Regions from separate parts of the Homo sapiens genome. Here region 2 is linked to region 1. Evidence: chromatin loops called from intact Hi-C (ENCODE). Cell type or tissue: PC-9. All regions are shown on one strand. Links, peaks and the distances in the headings refer to the core of each region. The heading gives the core; the rest is flanking DNA. Region 1 overlaps MEGF6 (multiple EGF like domains 6). Region 2 overlaps ARHGEF16 (Rho guanine nucleotide exchange factor 16).

Region 1 (5,360 bases), core at 81-5,080:
CCAGGTGCAGGTGGAGTTGGGCAGGATGAGGGGAGGAGAACCCCCTCCCAGACCCGTGATGAGGAGGGGCCCAGCTGCTATGCCTTCTCTCCTGCAGGGCCCCCACCCTTGTCCACTCCAGGTATGGGATGGCCCCAGGACTTGGCCACCTCCACACGTTGGAGCTGGAGGTTCCGACCCACCGAGGAGCCTGTCCCAGGTGGGACGCAGGAGGCGCGGGACAGCTTACATTTTCCCCCCTGCGGCTGCCTGTGCAGTCCCTCAGAAGGGTCCACTCAGCCCCCACCCAGGGCTGCTCACTGGCAGGGACTGAGGTGTCAGGGTGAAGACCAGACCCCCCTACCTGGTCTCTGGCATTCTGGGGGGCCTGTGCTGAACCGATTTCACCTCAACCCTGGGGAAGAAGTGCACCCCTCTCGGGCTGGTGTCCCTGGGGCTAGGAGTCCCTGCGGAGGCAGCACGAAGACCCGCAGCGGACACAGGCACCTTCCCCGGCCCCTGAAACTCCCCTGTTGTAACTGATGGGGTGGGGGCCTGTGTGTCCTAGGGAGAGGGCTGGCCCCGCCGCCAAGCCATGGGACACAGGCAGCTTCCTTCTCCCCCAAGATCCTTGTATATGCCCCCCTTTAAAGTGGGGGTGCTCACCCAGCTGGGGTAGGGAGCAAAGGGCGGGTCACTGTCCGGTGACCCGAGTCATCCTCCCGAGGTCAGCCTGGACCCAGCCCTGAGTGCCACCTGCCCCCTCGGCCACCCTGCCCCCAGCTCCAGATGGGCTCCTCTGCCCCGCTGTTCCCCGGCCCAAGCCCGCTTGTCTCCCCAGTTGCTGCGTGGGGTCTGAAACCCCACTCGATGGTGTGTGGGAAGCCCTGGGTCTACCAGGCCAGGGCTGGTGCCGGGCCTTGGTGGGGCATGGTGTGGTCTCAGTGCCTGTGGCTGGGAACACCAGGCAGAGCAGAGTGAGAGGCCCAAGACCCTGCTGGGGGCTGCCTGGCAGGTTCCCGATGCTCCAGGGCTGCGGTGTGTGGAGCACTCCCCAGGCTGGCCAGCGTCTGCTGGTGTCGGGGCCTGTTCCAGCAGCCCCTGCATGAGGGCAGGCTCTTGAGGTGACCCAGGATGCTGCGTGGGGGTCCCTCCTAGGAGGAGCTCCACTGACCCAGGCCAGCCCAGGGAAGCCAACGGAGAGGCCCCCGAGGGCCCCTGCACAAAGGCTGTGCTCCGGGGTTGAGAGCACCTGTTACAGGGTGCAGACGGTGCTGGGGGCAGAGGGGACAGGTGCCGCCCTGCAGCCCCAGGAGCCCCTGTTCAGGTCTGTGGGCTCCAGAGCCTGGTCAGGCTGGCTGCTGTGATGCTGAGGGGAGAGGGTTAGCCTGATGCCGCTGCGATGCTGGGGGGAGAGGGTTAGCCTGATGCCGCTGCGACGCTGGGGGGAGAGGGTTAGCCTGATGCTTGGACCTTCCGTGTCTCTCTCAGCCTGGGGTGGTGGTGGGCCCTGTAATGGGGTCCCTGGCAGGTGTGTGTCAGGCCCCGGAAGACAGACTGACCACACTCCCGCCTCCTGTGTCAGCGAGTGGTGCGGCGCGCAGAGGCTCTCCCGCGATAGAGCGGCTCCGGGTGGTGAATGGGCTTCCCACTGCCCATGGCCAGAGCCGGGGGTCTCCTGATTCGTGCTCTGGGGCTGCCGGCCGTGTTTATGCCCCTCCAGGGCTGACGCGGGCTGGGCGTCCAGGCACGGCAGGTGGTGTGCCTCTGGAATGTCAACTCCATGACAGACACTGCAGAGCCCAGCATGGTGACGGCAAACACATTAGGCCCGGGCCTCGACCCGTATCCCTTCAGGAGGTGTTGGAATCTCTCTGCCAGGGGTCCCTATGGACAGAAAAGGTCTTTGCCATCTGGCAGAGCTGGCCAGAGGCAGAGGCGTGGACCGGATGACCCGGGGCCAGCCAGGAGGCTAGACGGCATCTCGGCCAGGGACCGGGCCACAGACTCTGCCTCCCAGCAGTGCCGACGCTTCCTCTCCTGCCCCGTCCCTGGCCTCGCCCCGCCTCCCGCCCGGGGGTTCTCACCCCCAGCTCTGCGTGTTTGGGATGGCTAGGGCTCCGAGTCACCGTGTGGCCGAGGGGGCCCTGCCAAAGGCCAGGAGCCTGCTGTGTTTTCTCTGTCCCTCTGCCAGCCCAGCCTCCCCCAAAAATGTAGTCTTGCCGAGCGAGTGAGTGAGCGCATGGCTCAGGGGGTGCCGGCAGCCGAGAGTGAGCACGAACGCAGGGTTCGGGCTGCTCAGAGCAGGGAAGGGCCGCGTTGCTTGGTCACCCGCAGGGCCTGGGGACCCCTGGCAGGGCAGTGTGTGCCAAGTTGATGGGGTGGGCCCGGAACCTGCTTGCAGTGATGACTCGGCCCCATCAAGCTCTGAGTGAGTGCTGGCACAGGAGACTGGCCTCAGGGTGCCCCGGCCCTGGGAGCGTCTCCAGGCCAGTGTGTTTGTCATGTTCTGGGAGACTGGCCTGGGGCAGGAGCTGAGCTCTGCTCTGCTGGGCTGGGCAGTCCGGAGTGGGCTCATCTCCCAGGGGAGGCTGGGTGCCTGCCACTGCTTCTGCCATTTCCTGGGCAGGGCACGGCCTCTGACATGTGCCCACCCTCCTCCCAGGCCCCTGGGCAGGTGGGCTCAGGCCTGTGCGTGCCAGAGCTGGCAGGCCCTGGGGAGGAATTCAGGCTCCTCTGTAGAGCTCCTGCCCGGGCTGCCTGGCCCCGAGCTCACCTCCAGGATGGCCCAGGCCTTCCAGGGAAGCCACTTTGAGGATGCCACCACAGAACCAGCCGTTGGTGTCAGCGAGGGCCAGGTTTGAACTTCCCTTAGCTCCTTATTGCGTGGTCTTGGGCGAGTAGCTCTGCCACTCTGAACTCCAGTCTCTCTCTGTAAGATGCGGCAAGTCCTGCTCTCAGCCCTTACAGCAATCTAGAGGTTTTGGGGAAAATGCTCGGGGCCCACGGCCCGGGCTGCAGAGAAACCCCGGACAGAGAGGAGAGCTGCCCCACTCGTGTGGCCCATCTTCCCCTCGGCCTGGGCTCCCCACTCTCTCCACCTGCCTTCCTCTGCCTCCTCTTGACCATGGTCCTCGGGGACCAGGATCCCACATCAGGCTGAGTGGGGGGCGGCCAGGACCCTACATCCAGGCCTGGGGACCCCTGGCAGGTGTCCATGCAAGCCCAGCTTCCTCCCTCCACTGCCAGCCGGGTTGGAGTTCAGTCCTGTGAACATTCCCACCTATAAAATGGGTCCAACCCTCGCATTAAGCCCATGGTTTGGCTGGAAGACCACAGTGACAATGTAATGGGGAGAGGTGTTCTGTGCTGTTCAGAAGGAGGAAGCAGTGCTGCCTTTGGCCTCCAGGGCCGGGTGGACCCCACCCATCCAGGCCCGAGGGCTGCCTTCCCACACTGGGGCTGGATTCAGCCCCGACACTGTGCTGCTCCCACCCCGGCTGACCCCTCCTTCCAGGAGATAAGGACGGATCACGGGAAACGGGGCAGCCGGGGGTTGGGGGAGGCGGCCAGGCCGGGTCTGGGCGGAAGCAGGCGCCTTCTCTGGTGGAAGTGGCAGCTCTTCCTTCTCGGTGCCGGACCCGGCTCTCAGCTGCTACTTGGCCGCGGGGGCTTCCAGGGTGGAGCTGGGTTTTCATCGGAGTGTCTGTGGGACGCGGGTGGGCTCTGTGGGATGCCACCCTTCTCAAGAGCAAAGGGACCTGCTGTAAGGGGGTGAGCTCAGGGTAGCAGGGACCACCAGAGACTCCCCCCACGGTGCCCCCAGGGAGCCCCTGTGCCCGGGAGTCTGTCGCTCTGCCCTTCCCACCCATCCCCGCCCACTCTCTGCTGCCACTGTGGGCTCGGCCTTTCACACCCTTGCCTGCTGCCTGAGGGCACTGCCAGGTTCCCACTGTCCCCAGGGAGAGGAAGGCATGTGGGAAGTGACCGAGGGCTGCGGGCTAGGAAGCCTGGGCGCTGACCGGCTGCCCCCCTCGGGCCAGCTGTGCCTCTCCCGCGGAGCCCAGGCACGGGAGAAACGAGTGGGCAAGGGGGCCTGATTTGGACCCTGGTCCTGGCACCCAGGCCAGGTGCCCGCATGTCCGCCTGCACTCCATGAGCCCCTTGGTGCTGGAGCTTTTTCTCTGACCTTCCTGTGGGAGCAACACTTTGTCCCACCCATGGCAGGGCCTCCACCCAGGAGAACGGCATTTCCACGGGAGTCTCCTGGGGAGGCTTTAATGCTTCCAGGACTTTGTTGCTTCCTGGGACGATGTGCTCTTGCTGAACCGGAAGAGTGGTCATGGTGGCCGAAAGCCTCCGCAAGCCCTGTGCGACCCACACTCCATGCCAAGCCTGGGCGGCAGCCCCGCTCTGTGACGCTCAGTGCTGAGGCCCCCCACGGGGCAGTGCCATGGGGGATTTAGAGAATGGAGCAAGAGGCCCAGAGGGCGCAGGAGCATTTGCGGAGTCAGAGCTGGAGGGTGGCAGAGGGGACAGGTGCCCAGAGCCCTTTGAAGTCCAGGGCCCCAGCCTGCGCCTGGCCCCACCCCGCCCTGACACCTGGGCTGCTGACTGTTTGGCCCCAGGATGCCATCTCCCCTTTCTAGCTGGTGGCTTCTCTGGATGTGGAAGAGGCTTCTTACTCATTCCCAGTCCCCATGCCAGAAGCGCCCAGCCCTTAGTGGGTATTCCACAAACATCTGGTGCCGCGACCTGAATGTCGGTGTCCCTGCAAAATTCCTGCGTTCGAGTGGACTCCCCAGTGTGATGGTGTGAAGAGGTGGGGCCTCGTAGGCAGTGAGGAGGCCAGGAAGGCTCTGCCGTGGGGAATGGGATGACTGCCCCAGAAAAGATCGGAGGGAGTGGTTCCCTTTCTGCCCTGTGAAGCTGCCCTGAGAAGCTGCCCTGGAGGATCCAGAGGGCTGGTCTGCCGTGCCTGGATCTTGGACTTCCCAGCCTCTGGAGCTGTAAGACATACATCCAGGGGTTTGTAAATTACCCAGACTAAGGCGTCCTGTAGGAGCAGCAGGAGTGAACAAGCAAACACAGCTGTGGGGAAGGCTGCCCTCGCAGGGAAAGAGATGGAGGTGTGGTGAGGCCTCAGCATCCCTCGCCCATGGGCCCTGGAGCCCAGGCCTGAACCTGGGCCTTCCGGTTGCAAAGCTGGGGCCACGTTCCTGTGGGTGGCTGAATCTGGGCCTCCCCAGGCCAACATTCTTCAGCTGGCTGTCTTCCCAGTGCAGCGGGAAACCCGGCTGCAAGGTGTGTTCCTTCCAGGCAGGATGGCAGCATTTCCGACAGGGCGTCTGTGGTCAGAGGCCTGCTCCGTCCGAGGCGCT
Region 2 (5,336 bases), core at 337-5,336, 83 kb after region 1:
CCACACTGCTTCCTCTGATGGGCAGCACGCACTGAGGACACATTCCTGAGCCTGGAGGCAGGTGGGGCAGCTCAGGTGCATGGCCCTGGAGCCCTGAAGACCTGGCCTGGAATCCTGGCTCACACCTGGCAGCCATGCAGCCTCCTGGAACCACTTCCTCGTGGTGAACGCAAGGGTCATGGCGTTGCACTGGGGGGCTTCCTGAGGCCGGCATCAGCCACAGCGGCAGTGACCACAGCCTCTGCCTCATTGGGGTCTTCCAGGCACCTGAGCCAGGCTCTGCTGGGTTGGGGGGAGGGCAGGTGCATTTGCCCACATGCTCCCGGCCCGAGCCCAGGCCTGTGTGATTCCCCTCTCTTAGCCACACAGTGATATGACTGTCGCGGACTGTCCATGGAACCTTTCCACACACCAGGCAACACGCTTGCATTTTTCCACGTTTCTGAACTGGGCATAAAGCTGACAATTCTGGTCTCAGGAGCCCCACCAGTCACCAGCCCGAGAGTCCAGTATGACACCTGGCCACTGGGCAGGTGTGGTGGTGGCAGGGGTGGCAGCCCACAGTCCCACGTACACCCCCCAGCAGAGAGCGGGAGCTGCCCTGTAGACATCTCTGTAGCCCGATCCCCACACCCCGTGGGCTGCCCCGCCCCCGCCACACTCCTGCCCGCCCCTCCTGGCAGCGCGTGCCCCCGAGCCCATCTCTACCCCACTGTTCCCTTCATGGTCCGGGGCTGGCACCCTGCCCCTGACACTACTGCTTCCCATTTCTCACTTTCCTCCTTCCAGACCCGAGGCAGGGCTGCCCTTCTGCCCCTTGGGAATGGCACAGTCCTGAGACTGGCTTTGGGACATACGTGCCTGCCAGGTAGGAATGTGGAGAGCCAGCTCTCGACCTGCCTCTGCGTCTTCCCTGGCTGCCATGACTATAGGCACGCGTGGCCAGGCAGAGCCTCAATGGCCTGGACCCCGTGTGACCGAGATGTGCAGAGCCCCCAGCCGACACGGCCTCCAGGAGCCGGGCCCAGAGGTCTGTTTCCAGGCACTTTGCGGGGCTGTTGTGGCTACACATCACCTCCTGAGTGACGGCGCATTGCTCGGCCACAGCGGTCAGGCCCACAGTGAGCTTTCACGCCCCGGGCTGCTTGCAACCCCCCTGGGCACTTGCAACCCTCAGGCCACTGAGCAATGGATTCCGAGGGTCTGGTCTCTCAGGCCTCCCAGCTTTCCCCTCTGCTGCTCAGGGGCTCCCCACACGTGTCAGGGAGCAGCCCTGACCCAGGCATGTGGTCAATGAGCAAGTGACGCTGCCTCTCCGTGCCTCAGTTTCAAAATCTGCAAAATGGGCATGATAAGAGCAAGGCCCACCTCCTGAAGGTACGGTGGGAAGTGTAAAGCGTGCAAAGCGTGTAACAGGCCTGGCCGGTGTGAGGCCTGCGTCTGCGCCGCAGTGACCAAGGCCTTGCCGAATCACAGACAAGCTCATGCTCCCTATGCTCAGGGAGCTTCGTAGGTTCAAAAGGTAACGACATGGAGAAAACTCGCTGCTTTCATTCTTTCCCTTTTAAAAAATAAAGATAAAAACAATAACCACCACCACTCAGTATGCCTCCTATACACCCAGAACGTCACACACATGAAAATGACCGGAGTCTCTTGCGGGTGGAAACTGATTTTTCTGATGGGAAAACAAGGCTGAGTCACTCGCCCAAAGTCACTTCCTGCAGGGAGGTTGCCTACAGTCAGCCACACAACTGACCTGGATTAGCACCTTTGGAGTGTCCACAGGGCACCTGGGACACCCCTCTGTCCCTGCTCAGCCCCGGGAGCCACCAAACTCTCCCAGGACACAAATTCTCTGCTAAAACCATCCCAGGAAGGCACGTGCGGCTGAGCCTCCCAGGCCCCAGGGAGGGACGGCCCCCACGCTGGCCGGGAGGGTACATTCCTCAGGACATTCCAAATCACTGGTCAAGGACAGCGGCAGACACAACAGGCCTCCCCCGGGGCTGGTGTCCATGACACTGACCAGAGTGACGCTGGTCTGCACCATCCCAGGATCACCCGCTCACAGTAGGGTGTCTGCGTTTTACCCAGGCCCGGCCGAGAAATCCATTTCTTTTAGGCTTCTGTCTACACGCCAAGCAGAGCACACTCCAGTGGGTGGCCAGCGTAGGCGGTCTACGGCCCTGCGGTCCTTTTATTCTAAATGTGATGACTTTACCTGGGGGGCATTTGATGTGGGTTGACATGCCCACAACATCACTGTGCCCCATCTCCCACCAAACAAATGTCCCCAAGACCCCACAGCCCCCAAATACAGAGACCCCAGCCTGCACTGTCTCAACCTTCTGACTCTCATAGAGGCCTTCCTCCTTCCTAATGGGGCCAGACTGCCCAGGCCTGACTGTCCCTGACCACGTCCTCTGAGACGGTGTCCTGGCCCTGGCTGGCAGCAGCTGTCCCAGGAGAGATCAAAGTCTGCTCCACTGCCAGAAGGCGCCCAAACGGGAACCTGTCAGGCGAGCCAGAGCCTGAGCCATTGCTGGGTGTGACCTCCGCTCCCAGCGAGGCAGCCGCACCCACAGGCCTAACAGAGAGCCTGAGGGGTGTGGGCAGTCCAGAGCCCCCCAGGAGCCGGCTCTCGGGAGCTGTGGCCCTGGCAGGCACCCGTTGCCTTCTGTTTTTCAGTTTTTCTAAAGAACTATGAAGACACAGACACCGTTTCAAAAGTCAACGAGCACCAAAGACTTAGCATGAAAACCCAGCGTCCCCTCTTCCACACTGCCCTGATCCCCGGAGGCCACTGCTCTGGGCTCCTCAGCTTTTCCCAGAAAAAGGCACAGCCTGCTCTCAGTGACCCCCACCTATGGGCATTCCTACCCCCTCCCTGCCTGTTGGACGAGGACTCCATCACGGCTGGCCCCATCACACGATGCCTGTGCCGGCAGAAGGCGCTGAGCCCCAGGGCAGGGCCTTGTCCACGTCCTGTTAATGATTTTCTCTCATTTGACCAGCCTGGTTTCCCCAGTTAATTTTTCCCTGAGTGTTCTGGCGTCTCTGCCATGTGCTTCTTGAGAATATATTCTATATGTCTGGCAGGCCAGCTCAGTGTTTTTCCCAGACACCCCCCGTCCTCCCTCTCCAGAGGGCCCAGTGCTCTGGGCCTCACCCTGGGCGGATCCCAGGACCTCCTCTGCTGCTTCCGGGGCCCCTCTCACCTGCTCCCGGCCCTCATTGCCCTGAAGGACATCCCCAGGCACTGTCCCAGGAAGCCACATGGGAGCCATCTTTTGGACTGCCTGAAAATGTCTTGTTTCTTCCTCTCCCCTGACTGGTGAGGAGATGAGCATTCCCACTGTAGATGGTTTTCTCCCAGAGTCGGGCAGCGCCCTTCCCTTGTTGTCAGAGTTGCTGGGGAAGGGCCCCAATGTCCCGATCTCTTTCTCGGATCACAACCGGTGTGTGGTTCTCCCTGGCCCCACTGAGGGTCTGGCGCACCTGCTGGAGCCTGGGAGCTCTGGCTGTCTTGCTGATGTGCCTCGGTAGGGTCCGTGTTCGTTCACTGAGCCAGCCTGGGAGCTCTGATTGTCGTGCTGATGTGCCCCCGTAGGGTCCATGTTAGTCCACTGAGCCAGGCACTGGGTGGAACCCTGCCAGGCGGTCACTCTTGTCTAGGGCTGCGCAGATTTTCATATTATTTCTTCCACTCTGTTTTCTCTTTTTGGAATACCCACTAATGAGTATTAAGCTCTGGTGTTTTCTCCTAATTCCTTACCTTTCCTCCCCTACTTTGTTCTCTGTGTGAGGTTTTCTCTACTTGGACTTCTTATTGGCCCCTGGTCTTATCATTTTCATTATCCTCAAAGAGCCCTCTGCTCTTCATTCCTGGCATCCTGCTCTTGCTTTATGGGTGTAACATCTTCTATTGTCTTAGAGAGGAAGGATTACATTTTCTTTGGAGCGAGTTTCTTTCTTTCTGTCGCTGGCTGCTGGAGCTGCGCCCCTGCCACATACTTCCTCCTGTCTCCGCCTCTGCTGGCCTCTGTCTCTCAGGCACAGGGCTTTCCTCAAACATCTGCTGCTGGTGGTTGATTGTTTCTGCTTCTATTGAGGAGACAGGCCTTATGATGGCGGGAGGTCCAAGTGCACACACCCTGAGCACAGGTGTCTGACCGGGAGGGCCCAATGGGACCCCCAGCCCCATGCCAGGTCCATATCCTGAAGCCTGTCCTGCAGGCCGGCTGGTTTCTACAGTGGCCTCTTTCCATTTCCTCACTGAGATGCTGGTCGGCTCCTGGTGGAGCCAGTGAAGGGGAGGGGCTGAGAGGGCAGACTCCTTTCAGCAGCTGGCCATGCTGTCCCGGCTGCAGTGCCACAGAGAGAGGTCAGATTTCCTGCAGCAGCCACGTGGGCCAGTGGCAGATCTGCTCCCCAGCAAAGGCAGCCCTGACTTGCTGAGTGGGGGCTTAGCACAGGGCATGCACAGGGCAGAGGGAGCCGCAGGCTGGCTGGCTGGCTGTCCTGTCTCCCCATGTCTGTGAGCCCTTGCGGGGCAGGGACAGTTTCCTGTTCGTGTCCCCACAGTCGGGCTCAGATTCCACACTGAAGAGCAAATGCCTGCCTCGGCACGTGCTCTGCCCTGGTCTCCTAGTACCTTGATTCTGTGTCTTCCCAGAGAGGCCCTGGTGTTCCGTGCCAAGAACCAACTTGCAAGGGGACTTGGCTCAAAATGAGCAGAGGCTGGGCCAGGGCAGCCCCATAGAGGTTCTGGGCCCATCTGTGCCACTTTTTGGGCGACTTCCTGCTGCTTCTCCTCAGGGTGGGCTGGAAAGGACCTCCCATGGCTGAGCCCTGGGGCCCAGAACTCTCTCTTTTCTCTTTACCACTAAATACCCCACCTGGTATCCCCAACACATATAGTTATGGGGCATGAGGGACTTGCCAGGAGGAGGCGTGCAGCAGAGGCGAGCAGGCGGAATCCATGGTCTCTGGGCAGTCTCAGGGGCCCCCGCCTGGCCGGTCCAAGCAGGTGGAATCTGTGGTCGCTGGCCAGTCTCAGGGCCCCCTGCCCAGCCTGTCCGTTCCTGTCCGTACTTGGCCTTGGCTGATCTGCTGGATCTCGGACCCAGTGTTGGTTGGGTGGGCCGCTCTGTAGCCCCGCCCTCCTGCCCCCTTATCCTTCCGGAGAGATGGGCTTCTAGTGAGTCTAGTGGGCGCCAGCCCCGTGCCTCCAGCATCCCCATAGCAGTACAATCTCCCAGCCAGCGCCTTGGGCTCTGGGCACAGCTGCTGTCACGGCCACCAGGACCCAATTGCCCCAAGTTTGCTGCCCC

Evidence for each region. Hi-C counts contacts between places; a loop is a spot of excess contacts. Peaks named below come from ENCODE experiments on the same cell type or tissue, not always from the same donor. Only the 100,000 strongest peaks of a DNase experiment are listed, where the experiment ranks them.
Region 2: a loop joins it to region 1, with 4 times the contacts of the local background. A loop is called at or near these places in 1 of 110 quality-filtered maps.

What each region holds. Positions count from the first base shown.
Region 1 is chr1:3,540,264-3,545,623 of GRCh38, reverse strand. The region is part of intron 4 of MEGF6 (multiple EGF like domains 6); the gene reads left to right. Among named protein-coding and RNA genes, the nearest start is that of MIR551A, 18 kb to the left of the region's middle. RefSeq lists enhancers at 1,240-1,893, 1,894-2,545. In PC-9, for the core only: no CTCF peak of the experiment used is centred there; DNase peaks (open chromatin) are centred at 2,133, 2,423, 3,433 and 3,903; H3K4me3 peaks cover 2,906 bases; H3K27ac peaks cover 4,264 bases.
Region 2 is chr1:3,457,417-3,462,752 of GRCh38, reverse strand. All of the region lies in intron 1 of ARHGEF16 (Rho guanine nucleotide exchange factor 16), which reads right to left. Among named protein-coding and RNA genes, the nearest start is that of ARHGEF16, 5.4 kb to the right of the region's middle. RefSeq lists enhancers at 4,052-4,221, 4,741-5,336. In PC-9, for the core only: no CTCF peak of the experiment used is centred there; a DNase peak (open chromatin) is centred at 2,502.